Regions from separate parts of the Homo sapiens genome. Here region 2 is linked to region 1. Evidence: chromatin contacts called from ENCODE Hi-C or POLR2A ChIA-PET data. All regions are on one chromosome and are shown on one strand. The core of a region is the stretch at or near the end of the contact, and the rest is flanking DNA. Distances in the headings are between cores, read along the strand shown. Region 1 overlaps PALM2AKAP2 (PALM2 and AKAP2 fusion). Region 2 overlaps PALM2AKAP2 (PALM2 and AKAP2 fusion).

Region 1 (6,465 bases), core at 2,972-5,471:
CGCGCTTTCTTCAATTCTTTTTGCCCGGCACAGTTTGCGCCGTTGAAGAGGGCTGGAAGTTTATTTCCAGCTATTGCTGCAGCACTTCCTTCTCCTAGTGCTGTTCGTTCTTCTTATGGGAACTGGTACTCACTCCCTCCAAGTCTGTGAGCGTCTTGCTGGGGATGGCGGATCACCTTGGAGCTCTGAGGACCTCGCACGGCCCAGGCTGAGAGCATATAGCTCTGCAGGGTCCCAGGATATGCTTATGGATCCAAGGTAGTGTTGACCTGTTCAACTTCTGTTCCCTTCCTTATGCTTCGGGTTCCCTCGGTTTGGGGAGTTAGCCTCCCCCAGACCTCCTGACTGCAGCTTTGCCTGGTTTGTCCAAAGCTGATGAGGTTCAGCTGATGTGGGCATCTTTTAGGTTTCTGGGCATCATCCACCAGCCAGGTGCACTTCCTTCCATCCCACCCTCACCCCTTCTGCATTTGCCTTCATGCTGGAGACATCCTGACTTAGCCAGAAAGTTAAAAATTTAGGAAGAACCTCTCTAAAGATAGCCACACATAGCTCGTGGAACCAGTTCTTCATCATGATTGTCATTGCGTCCTGCGCACTGAAAACGTGACTTACAAAAGAGAGGCAGGATGAGAAGGGAAAACGGAGATACTCTCTGATTTCACAGCTATGAGGAAGTTTTGTTTTATAGCCATGCCTCTGTTCCTAGGCCAAGAGTGAGTTTATATTTTTGGTGGAACTTATAAATAACTGGATTAAAGGATCGGGTCACCTATTATCTGGAGAAAAGCATTTCTAATTTAAATGTCATGGCTTTAGTAGGAAGTAATCTGGGTTATTCAAAGCAGAGAAACCTGGTTGTACAGCCTGATGTTTGAGTAATTTGGTTCACACTGTGCATTTAGGCTAGGAGCCTAGGAGGTCGAGATGGGTTAGGCACACTGTCGAGCTTTAACAGCCTGAGGATGGTGGGGCAGAGGGGAGGCTGTGAACACAGTGAACATTGTCCTTGTGGTGAAGGACACCTTTCTGCTCTCCGCCTGGGCTCAGGCAGACCTGCTAAGGAAAATGCACTTCCTTAAAGTTATTTCTGTCCATGACATGCCTAGCTGTAGGCCTAGGTACCCTGGGCAGAAAGAACACATGGGTGTCTATGCCCAGTGGGGCAGGGATCAGGGCCCTGCTGTTGTGTTTTCTGTGCAAATGTAAACAGGCTTCTAGAATCTCACTTGTGGTGTTGGTGAAGAGTTGCAGCCTTTTCCCACAGTGTCCATCATAATGACATGGACATGGGATCTTAATATTTTACCTCTGGCAAGTGGCCAGAGGAAACAGAACCCCTTCAGAGACCAGCCCAGAGGGTGAAATCCCCAGACCGTGCAAGAAGTCACATTTCTAGCTGACACGTAGAGCAACAGATACGTCTCCAGAGAGTTAACTCTCCAGGGAGTTCATCTATTTCTGACCAAGACTGAATAAAGAAGGTAAAGGGATCATCGACTTTTAAAGCTAAATTGTGAGTCTCACATCATCTGTAGAGATTCAAGCAAGCAAAAGATCAACCAAAAAGCCAAGCTAACTCTGTTTTGATCCATCCACTCTTCTTACCATTTCCCATGTCATTTTAAAAGCCTCCTAATATTGAGACTCCATTTTGATGTATCAGGATAGAATGAGAAGAACCCACCTTCAAATCCTGGCTAGGGCACTTACTAGGCAGGTGATCTTGGGAAACGTCCCTCTATTTCTCTATACCTCTTATTCTGAAGTTTTAAGACTGAAATAAAATTCATGCCTTTCCCACTTAACAGAGGGCCATTTTTCAAGCATCAGCTGACATATGTATGTGCATGTACTGTGAAATGATAAGCTATTAGACATGTGTCAACCAGAAAATGGGGATGCCACACTTACAGCATGCCCACAGGACAGGCTTGTCAGGGCTGTCTCATTCACTTGTACATTTACTTGGCTAGTTGAGTTGTGGAGATGGACCAGGTTCTGTTTTAACCAATGTGTGACCCCTCCTCTGCTTCCCATGTGACTGGAGCCCCAGGTCTGGGTGGTTCTTGACTGCTCATTCTACTTACTGCATTTCAGGACTTAACTTTTAAGGACATTTTGTGAAATTACTCCCTCTGTTGCAGCACAACTGTATCTTCCTAGTCGTGTTCAGCTTCAACTAAAATTCACATGTAAGGATCTGGGGTTGGGGAAAGATTAGGGAGATTAGAGCTGCCATAGATTCTGACTTTGAGTCTTTCCCGGGCCTTTTTTCTTTCATCTTTTCTTCTTGATTTCTTTTCTTCTAAAAATCTCCTGCTCTTTTCCCAAAAGAAAATCAGTCTGCTGCCAGAAAGAATATAATACCTGTCATTTAAACCTCAGTGTAAAATGGCTTAATAATAGTGAACATTTGCATTAACCGTTTTACAGTTTACATAGTACTTTTAAGTACATTTTCTAACTTAATTCTCAAAACAGATTTGGGAGATATTATTAGTCCTGCTTATGAAGGAGTTCTGTTCTCAGCAGAATTCCATAATTACAAAAAGTCTGGTAGGACTTTTATAGGTAGAGCCAAGAAATGACCCCAGACTCTGGTCTTTGGACGCTAAACTCTGAATTACCACATTTCCTGCATTCTTTAGGTGGAGACATAGGCACCTGTGTTGTAAATTAAGCCACGCTAATTTGCTTTGCAAAACTATTAAACACTTTTTGGTAAATAAAGGCGACTTTAGTTGCAGCCTGGCTACCAGGTTATGTTAAACACAGGTCTCTGGGACCAAATTCTGGCACTCATACAGACTTGAGTTGAATAAACATTTATAAAAAATGCTATGAGGAAATCTCAGCTCCCTAAATTTCTAGATGCTCCAACCCCACCTTGCCTGAAGACAGATGTGGCAACTTTATGAAGACAGGATTCTGTTACCATTTTAGTGGGTGGTAAGCAACCGAAGTCCCCTGAGCCAAAGGCTAGAAACAAGATCGTTTAGTTTTCAAACCTCAAACACCATCCCTAAGGGTGTATAAACCAAAGGGTTCGCTCTATTGGCATATCCCCTTTATGAAAGGGTGAGGAAGATCTCTAATCCACAAATTTGAACACCACCAATTTCACGGATTTCTAACATTCATTATGCTAATTGACAGGCCACTAATTTCACTAATGAAAACCTATTTCTCACCTTAATTATGCCAATTAGCAAAGCTTCAGGGGTTCTTGGGAGTTAAAGGGAGCTAAGTACTGGAGGAAGCCACCTGTGGGGCGTGGGATCTCTCATTGGATCCTAGATGACCATCCCTTGAGTTTATATTCCCATTTAGGATGGTTGTCAGACCCTGGAATGTAATTTAAACTAATTCCAGAAGCACACAGCTGTATTAAATTGCCCCGATCAAGTATGTGAAAGTAAATGGTAGGCATCCTAACCAGCTGTTAACTATTCTAGAATTTAGTGGGAAGGGCAGGTTTCTGTGTCGTGGTATTAGGGCTCTACCTGGAGGGTGAACTGGGCCGATCTAAAAAGCTCCCACAGCCCCTTTGCACCTTAGTTTTTCTCTGACCTTAGAAAACCCAGTTTGATGATTCTTTCATATCCTCCTGTTTTTGCATTGGGGCATAGTTCATTTCAAAAAGGACTTTCCTGGTGATTGAATGAATGTGCATCTTATCTGAATCTGGAATCACGTTCGCCTAATTTGAAGCATGGAGAAAATTCTGGACCTTCTTATCTTCAAAGAGAGCAATAAGCATTTGTTGGTTTAAACAAGACATCATCTGATGATACCAAGCCCAGATTCCTGCCTAATCCGGATAGGTTAGATTTCCAGCCCATTTCCATTTACCTGGTGTAGTTGCCAGTGGCTTTGATTCTATCAGGCCATCATGCATGAAGGCAAATTCTTACTGCTGACAGTGGAACTCAGGAATTCGCTCTTTTGTTATCATTGTTGTCTAACTTTACAAAACCTCAGGACCTCTGGTGCATGATTGTGAATCAGTAATTCAGAGTTGTTTATCTCTTTAAATACTTCCATGCCAATTAGAGGTTAAACCTGCTGCTTCCTGAGTAGATGGAATTGAGTGTCATGAAGAATTTTCTGAATTTATGGGGAAAGGGGGACTGGATGCCATATAGCTCACAAGAAGGAGGGCCTCTTTCCTGTTTACACCCTCCAGTGTCTAGAGGTTTAAAAAAATGTATCGGAAAGGAATCATCCCAAATTACACTGGAACCCCCAAACTTTGACTTTTAACAAGTAACTAGCGTGTGTGTGTGTGTGTGTGTGTGTGTGTGTGTGTGTGTGATGGAGTTTCACTCTTATTGACCAGGCTGGAGTGCCGTGGCATGATCTCGGCTCACTGCAACTTCCTCCTCCCAGGTTCAAGCAATTCTCCTGCCTCGGCCTCTCAAGCAGCTGGGATTACAGAGGCACCTGCCACCACGCCTGGCTAATTTTTTGTATTTTCAGTAGAGATGGGGTTTCACCATGTTGGCCAGGCTGGTGTCGAACTCCTGACCTCACCTCAGGTGATCTGCCTGCCTTAGCCTCCCAAAGTGCTGGGATTACAGGGGTGAGCCACCGTGCGGGCTTCTTTTTTTTTTTTCTTTTTGATACCAAGCCTCACTTCCTCACCCAGGCTGGAATGCTCCAACTTCTGCTCTCCGGGTTCAAGAGATTCTCTTGCCAAATAGCTAGGATTACAGGTGTACACCACCATGCCTGGCCAACTTTTGTATTTTTAGTGGAGACAGGGTTTCACCATGTTGGTCAGGCTGGTCTCAAACTCCTGACCTCAAGTGATCCACCCACATTGGCCTCCCAAAATGTTGGGATTACAGGCGTGAGCCACCACACCCAGCCTTTTTTGAGACAGTCTCACTTCCTCACCCAGACTGGAATGCAGTGGCACTATCTTGGCTCACAGCAACCTCCGCTCTCCAGGTTGAAGCGATTCTCATGCCAAGTAGCTGGGATTACAGGTGTACACCAACCACCATGCCTGGCTAACTTTTGTATGTTTAGTGGAGAGGAGGTTTCACCATGTTGATCAGGCTGTTCTCAAACTCCTGACCTCAAGTGATCCACCCACCTTGGCCTCTCAAAGTGCTGGGATTACAGGCATGAGCTATTATTGCACCCTGCCAACTAACTAGCATATTTTAAAATCTCAGTTTGACCGATCACAGAAGACATAACTACTTGTAAAATAATTTCTGATTCAAAGATAATGGCAGTTTTGTATTTTTTTTCAAACAATTGCAAAAGTATATTGTCAAATTGTTGTCTTAGATTTTAAATATTTGGTACCAAAACAACTATTTCTAGTTCAAAAAGGGTGCCTTGGAAAGAGCTGATACAATTTTTGAATCCTAAAAAGAAAACGTGGAAAGTCATCTGCTCATTCATCATCGAGCACTTGAAGTGTGAAACATTCAACAGAAAGGGATAATGCTGATGTGAGGAGCGGAAAAGTGTTCTTGGGAAATGGCTTTGGAGATAAGCCCCATCACTCCTTCCTCTGTGATTAGCAACAAGAGACAAAGAGAAGCAATTTCTTCACTTGCCTGATTCAGACTAAGAAAACTCTAATATAGACTTAGGGCTTTCTTGGAAGTACAGAGAACTCATTTTTTTTTTAAAGGGTGTTGTCTTCTGGAGCTTATTGTTGCTGCTAATTTCATTATGACCCTGCAGAATAACCTCCCCTCATGTTTAATGAACGGATTAATTAATTAAACTATAGAACTAATTATTTGCCTTTTAGTTTCCTTTACTATTACGTTGCCCTTCTTCCTCTCCTCAGGTATTCTAAAGCATCTTGTGTTTCAGGAGAGCAGTGTTTTCTAACCATATTTCAGTCCTACCAGCTTCCTACTGATTTCCCACTACCCTCCGCCCACCCCGGCCCCCAAGCCAAAAAGGATAGAAGGAGAGCTCTGTTGTTCCCATGCAGAATATTAGCAGTGAGTCATTGGCCAAAAGAAGCCAGGGGTGAGGGTGCCATAGGTAATCTGACTCATCTTAGCAGTACCGTGAATCTCTCTTTGTTTGTCTTCTTATTTCAATAATAATTTTCCATGGAGTGGGCTAATTTTGGCCTAGGTTTACTTGAAATTGAATGGCAGCCAGTAAGTTTCAGCATTCAAATTTTGTGTAATGCTTAATGATATATGAGTAGAAGTTACTGACAATGTCTCATCCAACAAAAAGTTTAGTTAATAGTTTTAAAAGGGCTGGCCATGCAGGGTGGCTCATGCCTGTAATCCCAGCACTCTGGGAGGCCAAGGCTGGACTGCTTGAGTCCAGGAGTTTGAGACCAGCCTGGGCAACATAGCGAGACTCTATCTCTACAAAAAATTTTAAAAATTAGCCAGGCATGGTAATGCCCACCTGTAGTCCTAAGGGAGACTGAGGCAGGAGGATCCCATGAGCTCAGGAGTTCAAGGTTGC
Region 2 (6,465 bases), core at 3,966-6,465, 41 kb after region 1:
CTTGTTTTCTGCATGGTCATGAAATAGAACCATTTTTCATATGTTGGCAACCTAAATGCCATTAATCTGGAATCTCTTCTTGATCAAACTGAAACTGGACCAGATAGGCTGAAGTCTCCTCTCGGGATTCCACAGACTGCCCTAGTGAATGGGAGGAAGGGAGGCTCTCCCTCAGTGGTGGTGAGCCTACTTGTCCTTAGTGTTGTCACCTTTCATTTCATTGATTAGCATGTGGGGTCTGAAGTTGCATCAGAATGCTGAGATTGCTTCTATTGATCCAAGAACTTTTTTTTTTCATGTAATGGCTTTTTTAGTTTAATTTTGCCAAAGTAGGTTTTTATACTATAAATATCATCATGGCTTATATAGGTTTGCAAAGCTTGATGGACTGAATCCACACTGGTCCCATTGTTTGGAATTATTTTCTGGTTTGCTTGTTTATGAAGAGACTAAGACCATCTATAGTGTGCTGTCTAATATGGTAATCACTAGTCACATGGAGCTATTCAAATTAAAATTAATTAAAATGAAATAAAATTAAATATTTAGCTTCTCAGCCACACTAGCCCTATTTCAAGTGCTCAATAGCCACGTATGGCTAGTGGCTACCATACTGGATAGCAGAGATACGTTTTCATCATTGCATAAAGTTCAATTGGACAGCACTGATCTGCTGCGTGTAGGGATCTGCTTTATCTGAAAACTTGATGCAGAATCACGGCTAGTTCAAAGAAACTTGCAGAACATTTCATGAAAATTAAATTTCTCTATGGTGAAAACTAGGGGTCAAGTAGCAGATGAATACTGGCTGTGAGATGAATGCATAACCAGAACCTCCCATTCCCCTTTTTCCAGCGTCTCTCCTATCTCCCAGCAGTGCTTTATCACTTTCTCCTCTCAAGTTGATAAAGAGAAAGGAAGAAAGAAACAGAGAAGTCGGTTTATGTTCATAATTAACATCCATGAACTCTGCATAATTTTTTCCCCTCTCTTTACAGGTCCTCGAGGCCACACGGGTTAATCGAAGAAAGAGCGCACTGGCTTTGCGCTGGGAAGCAGGGATCTATGCCAACCAGGAGGAAGAAGACAACGAATAAACTTCCTTCAACCCAGGAAGCGTCTTTGGTGCTTGGGAGACCAAGAAACCAAGAAATTAACAACTGAAAGCATTTTAATGGACTATTTATTAAAGTGCAAACAAACTCAGCAATCCTTATGTAGACCAGAAGCTGCAATATACAATGATGAAAATGAAACGAAAAGGAAGTCCCCCCATCAGACTCTGGACACCCAGGAATCAAAAGAGAAAGGACTTTTTTGGTGACTCAATCCCAGTGTCTGGTTTGGGGCCAATCTACAATGGATCCAAAAGGACAAAACATGTTACAAGCAAATCAACATAGTTGCTGCAGGCGGAACTGAGACCAGCCTCTCTGGGCGATGAAGGACAATGGTGGTAGGGCCACTTAGAGAGCAGTAGGGCCCAGGCTGGTGCAGCCTACATGGCACAGGATATTTCCCTGCACCAGTTTCCCACCTGTCACTTGCAGCATCAGAGGGTGTTGCATTAACTCCATTTTCTCCAGCAGCCATAAAATGAATGGCGTTTCTCTCCATATTTGCCCAGAAGAGGCAGTTATGATTCCACTTCTCCTACATTTAATTATTTTTAATTGAGAACAACTCATGATCACAATTCATAAAATCCATATTTTAAGACAATAGTTCTTCATGTCACAAACACAATCTATTCTACATGAGGAGGCTGAGAAAGGGGAAGAGAAAAACAAACCAAATGGATGATGTTAGCTTTAGGATCGTGTCTGCTTATAATATTCACTGATCTGCAGTTTATGAGAACACATTTTCACAGTTATGTTTCTTCATAGGAAAACTATATTTAGTGGGCAACAACTATTTTTATGATGGGATGGGGGAGTATATACACGTATAGAATCTGTACGCGTTGAACAACTTGGTTCAAGATGGTGGGGGCATTTTTAGAGCGGCAATAATTGAAAAAAAAGGCGAACTCTGCCTTGGAGAGGTAGATGATAAGAAATAAAAAGGTGTTTATAACTATTTTGTATTATAAAGTGGGCCTTAGAGATAGGAAGAAGAATGATGGATTCCTTTTGGATCAATCAGAAAGGAAACACGAAAGAAAAGTCAGGAAGGTAGAGAGAGAAAAAGGGAGGGAAGGAGAAAGAATGGGAATAAAATAAGGAGGTAAGAGATACTATTTTTGCTGAGCAACCAGTGTGTTTCAGGATGATACAAAGAAAAATATAGAATAGAAATAAGTGCAGGCTTGGAATCAGCTACAAATCCTAAAGATGGGGTGTGTGTGGATGTGTGTGTGTGTGTGTGTACACCATTGTGTGTTTGTAAAATGTGTATGTTCATGAGTAAGGGTGTGTGTGTGTGTGTATTAAAATTCCAGAGTGACCGTGGCACTTGGGTGTACAGGTAATTCCTCCAGAGCTGTTTGCTGGCTTCAGGAGTGGAGTGAGAATTTCTTTTTTATGAAAAGGGATATAAAGGCACCGAGCTGATGCAGTATTTGTAATATTAAGTTGACCTAACAAGGTATTTGCATGAGTCACAATTACAAAGTTTTGAGCGGTTTTGTAATTTGACATTTAGGAGAGTCTCCTATTTATTCTCATACTTTACATTCATGCTTAGTATACTATAGAGGATGCCAGCTTTAATCTTTCTGTCATTTAAAGCAATATGATAAGGGTATTCAATAATTGGGTGCCCTAAATTTCTGGATGAGAAAATTTTCAATTCTGGCCATGAGAAAGAAAAAAAAATAAACAGCCTTCTTTTTTTTTCCTTTGTTTTAAAACTGTGGTTTTTTAAAAAAGCAATAATTAACTCAGACCTCACTAAAAATCATTTTTGTTTTTATATTGTTATGTCATAAGCTCTATTATGTTATTCTAACAAGTAGCAATTTCACAAAATTTGTATGTAGATGTTAACGCACATTTCCTTTGCTTCTTTTATTAGACTAGTGTTGACTTTGGGGGGGGACATTTATTCACAAATGAGAAGTAGGCACAAAGTAAAAAATGGAACCATCTACTAACAAGGATCCTTTAAAACTGCCAAGGGAGCTCTAACTTGAAGCCACATCCTACAGATGGCAGCCCAAATAGCACATGGGCAATTGGCACCATCTTTATATGGTTGAGTCTCCTGAATATTTTGAATGAATTCTCAACAAAATGTGCTAGCCACTGGGGACGCAAAACAAGTAAGATCCCTGTTGCAAGAAATTCATTTTATAGTGAGGGAGGTTGGCATGGAGACTAAAATTCTCAGGAAAATGAGATCCGTGTTAGATTAGAAGTCCTGATGTGAAATGGGAGGACTCAGGAAGGAGGATCGTCTTTACCTGAGGATTTCTAGCCAGAGGTCCCAGATGCCTGGGCTGAGAACCCAGCGATAAGGGGGCGTTCCCAAAGCAGACACAGGGATAAGAACAGAGGAGGCAGCAGCATTGCACAGCCCCAGGCACAGTGGCAGTTAGGATGGCTGGAGAGTAGGATAGTTCTATGGGTTGCCCAAAAAATGTGATGCGCTTCATGTTTTCTCTGACTCATGGATCTGGTAGAGACCATAGACATGATATAGACTAACTTCCCCATTTTTCACAAGAGGAAACCATCCTTATGACTTACCTTAAAGTTTTTTGTTCTGTTTTGAAGGAAACCATGTGCTTCATGAAACCTACAGTTGACAAGAGAATGTACAGCTAAGAGAAAAGCTTAAGAGGCCACACTATTCGCGGAATGGCTTTAGAGGCAGATGAAGTGGTCTTTGACCACAGTTGATTGAACCAGAGCACTTATTGCTTAAAGAATAACAGAGTTCTAGAGCTGGGGGTTCTTGGGCCATGCTCCGTGTGTGGATAAGGAAAGAAATACTGTTTCTGGGACTCTCCCACAGTCACAAAGCTGTTTTCACTGTGGCCCCTACATCTCTTAACTTTTGCTATTACTCCTATGCTGCCTTCCGGATTACTGCTGTCTATCTTCTTGCTCCACTCACTGAAGATCCTATTATAATCCCATGAAAATGTAAATTACAGTTTACTTGGGAGAGCCAGATTTTCTCTGTGCTCTTGAGTTTTTTATTCATTCAAGAAACCTTGGGCCACCGCTTTGTACATAGCACCGTGCTAGGCTCTGGGATCCCAAATGGACCCTTTTAACTTTCTGAAGATGGGACCGTCCCCTGGAGGAAAGTCATTCCTGCCTAATCCATCGAGAGAAAGAGGCTTACGAAAAACTTTGCCTCTGATGCTCAGCCCCACCCCCAAATAGCACACAAGCTTGTTAACCCCACCTCTTACAAAATGTTTAGATTCTGTAGGTGTTAAAAGCCTTTCTGGAAGTATTGCATTCTGCCGTGTTTATAGGTGTTCACTTTCCTCCAGAGCTGATTAACTACTGACATGACTTGGCTTTCTCATCCAGAAATTATGGAAACAGGGTCTGTCAGTGGCAGGAGGCCGTGCTGTGTTTTACTTGGATGACACAATGCAGTTTACTTGCCTCTTCATACCCATGCATGCTGCTCACCCTAGACAATGACATATAAGCCGTATATAGATCAATGTCCACATATATATACACACACACATATATATATATAAAGTGTAACAAGGAACACTAAAACAGTGTTGATTCTTGTCTCTGAAGACAAATAATTAAACCTTTTTTTTCCCAACTAAAGAATGGATTTAATTAAACTATGTATTGAAAAAAAAGTAGCCTAAGTGTTAGAGATGGTGAATATATTCCATTTTAGTTAAAGAACAAATTTCCTGAATTTTAAGCATTCAGTGAGCTGCCAATTTTGATTTTGTGTTGCTCTTTACCCAAATTATTTTTTCTTTGTTTTTCTTTTTTTGGGGGAGGAGGGGAAAAAAGCAGCAATACTGTGTTTGGAAATTATACTCTGTATCTGGTTTTCCTGTGTATGTTAACCACTTAAATGTTATTATCCTGCTTTGGTTTTAGAGTGATTGTGAGGCATTCAATGCAAGTATACAGTTATTTTCTCATTAAAATCCAATGTGTGTTGAGTTTTTATAAATAATGGCTGCTTGTTTGACCGTGAGGGAGGTTGGAAGACTGGGCCAAACAGTGGCACGCCAGCGTCCTACTTGGCCGCTACTGTGTGACAGCTTCTGGTTCCTCATGTTTGCAACAAAGGAATCAATCCGAGCTGAGGGGGCACTGCTGCACCAGGCTGTTCCCACAGCCCCCTTTTCAATGCTGTCCCCAGCCACCCTGGCTAGATGCCAGAAGCTGCAAGTGCCTCTTAAGGACATAGACTCGAAGCCACAGCAAGAGCTGGACAAACAGCAGGACGAACGGTAAACTCCAGCCTTGCCTGTAGCTTTTGGCTCTAACCTTTAGAATACATTATGAGCACCGGCCGGGCGCGGTCGCTCACGCCTGTAATCCCAGCACTTTGGGAGGCCGAGACGGGCGGATCACGAGGTCAGGAGATCGAGACCATCTTGGCTAACACGGTGAAACCCCGTCTCTACTAAAAATACAAAAAATTAGCCGGGTGCGGTGGCGGGCTCCTGTAGTCCCAGCTGCTCGAGAGGCTGAGGCAGGAGAATGGCGTGAACCCGGGAGGCGGAGCTTGCAGTGAGCCGAGATCGCACCACTGCACTCCAGCCTGGGGGACAGAGCCAGACTCCGTCTCAAAAAAAAAAAAAAAAAAAAAAAAAACCACATTCTAAGCACCTGTATTTGGCTCTCCTCTGCAAGGAATAGCTGATGGCTACATGTTGACATGAAGGACTCCTTTTGTTGTATTCAACATAAAGCCCCTTTCCCCAAACTCTTACTCTGGTTTCTTTATTTTCCTACTCTTCGACTACCCCCAACTCTTTTTCTTTTTCTTTTTCTTTTCTTTCTTTTTTTCTTTTTTCTTTTTTTTTCTTTTTTTTTTTTTTTTGCTAGAGCTTTATTGTGGTATAATTTACTTAACAAAATTTATTCATTTCAAGAGCATGCGAAGACCACAAGTTTCTCAGGAAGCGTCCTCCCTTCTACTTCCTCCCTCCCGCTTCAGTCTCCGGCTGCTCCATCCCATCACCGAGCCCTGGGCCCCTGACCCCTGACCATCAGTTTTCCTAGTCTTTCCCTCGGCCCCTCCTCTTCCTGGTACTTCCTTTCCAGCTGCCTTTTTCTCTCTCTCCGCATTTGTAACTCTTCCAGCCTTTTTCTCCCCAGGATTTCCAACCATATCTTCCTGTTCTGAGCATCTGGGGGTGTTCTGTGGCACCTGTCAGGGGTGATATCTTTCAACCTCTAAGTGGTGAGAGTTCTGAATTTGGAAGTGGGGGCACCCCTTTAAAAATTTGATCAAAGTCTAGTAACAGTGGATAACACTTGTGAATGTCACTGAGAATGTGACAGGCACTCCAGG

What was found. A loop is a pair of places that touch in the nucleus more often than their neighbours do. ChIA-PET counts read pairs that join two places held with the same protein, here RNA polymerase II (POLR2A). Pooled maps may share reads with other maps.
Region 2: POLR2A ChIA-PET joins it to region 1 with 12 read pairs in H1. The contact joins two enhancer-like sites. A Hi-C loop is called at or near these places in 1 of 50 pooled maps. POLR2A ChIA-PET finds 5 or more read pairs at or near these places in 6 of 52 experiments (AG04450, H1, MCF 10A and 3 more).

What each region holds. Positions count from the first base shown.
Region 1 is chr9:110,127,755-110,134,219 of GRCh38, forward strand. All of the region lies in intron 7 of PALM2AKAP2 (PALM2 and AKAP2 fusion), which reads left to right. Among named protein-coding and RNA genes, the nearest start is that of C9orf152, 77 kb to the right of the region's middle. RefSeq lists an enhancer at 3,673-4,516. Within about 2 kb of position 4,222, at least 4 of the 41 ENCODE cell types and tissues checked have a DNase peak (open chromatin) inside an H3K27ac peak, as active enhancers do.
Region 2 is chr9:110,167,401-110,173,865 of GRCh38, forward strand. It overlaps PALM2AKAP2 (PALM2 and AKAP2 fusion), which reads left to right. Exons shown (of 11, transcript NM_007203.5): 11 at 999-5,112. The coding sequence ends at 1,097. Among named protein-coding and RNA genes, the nearest start is that of C9orf152, 38 kb to the right of the region's middle. Within about 2 kb of position 5,216, at least 3 of the 41 ENCODE cell types and tissues checked have a DNase peak (open chromatin) inside an H3K27ac peak, as active enhancers do.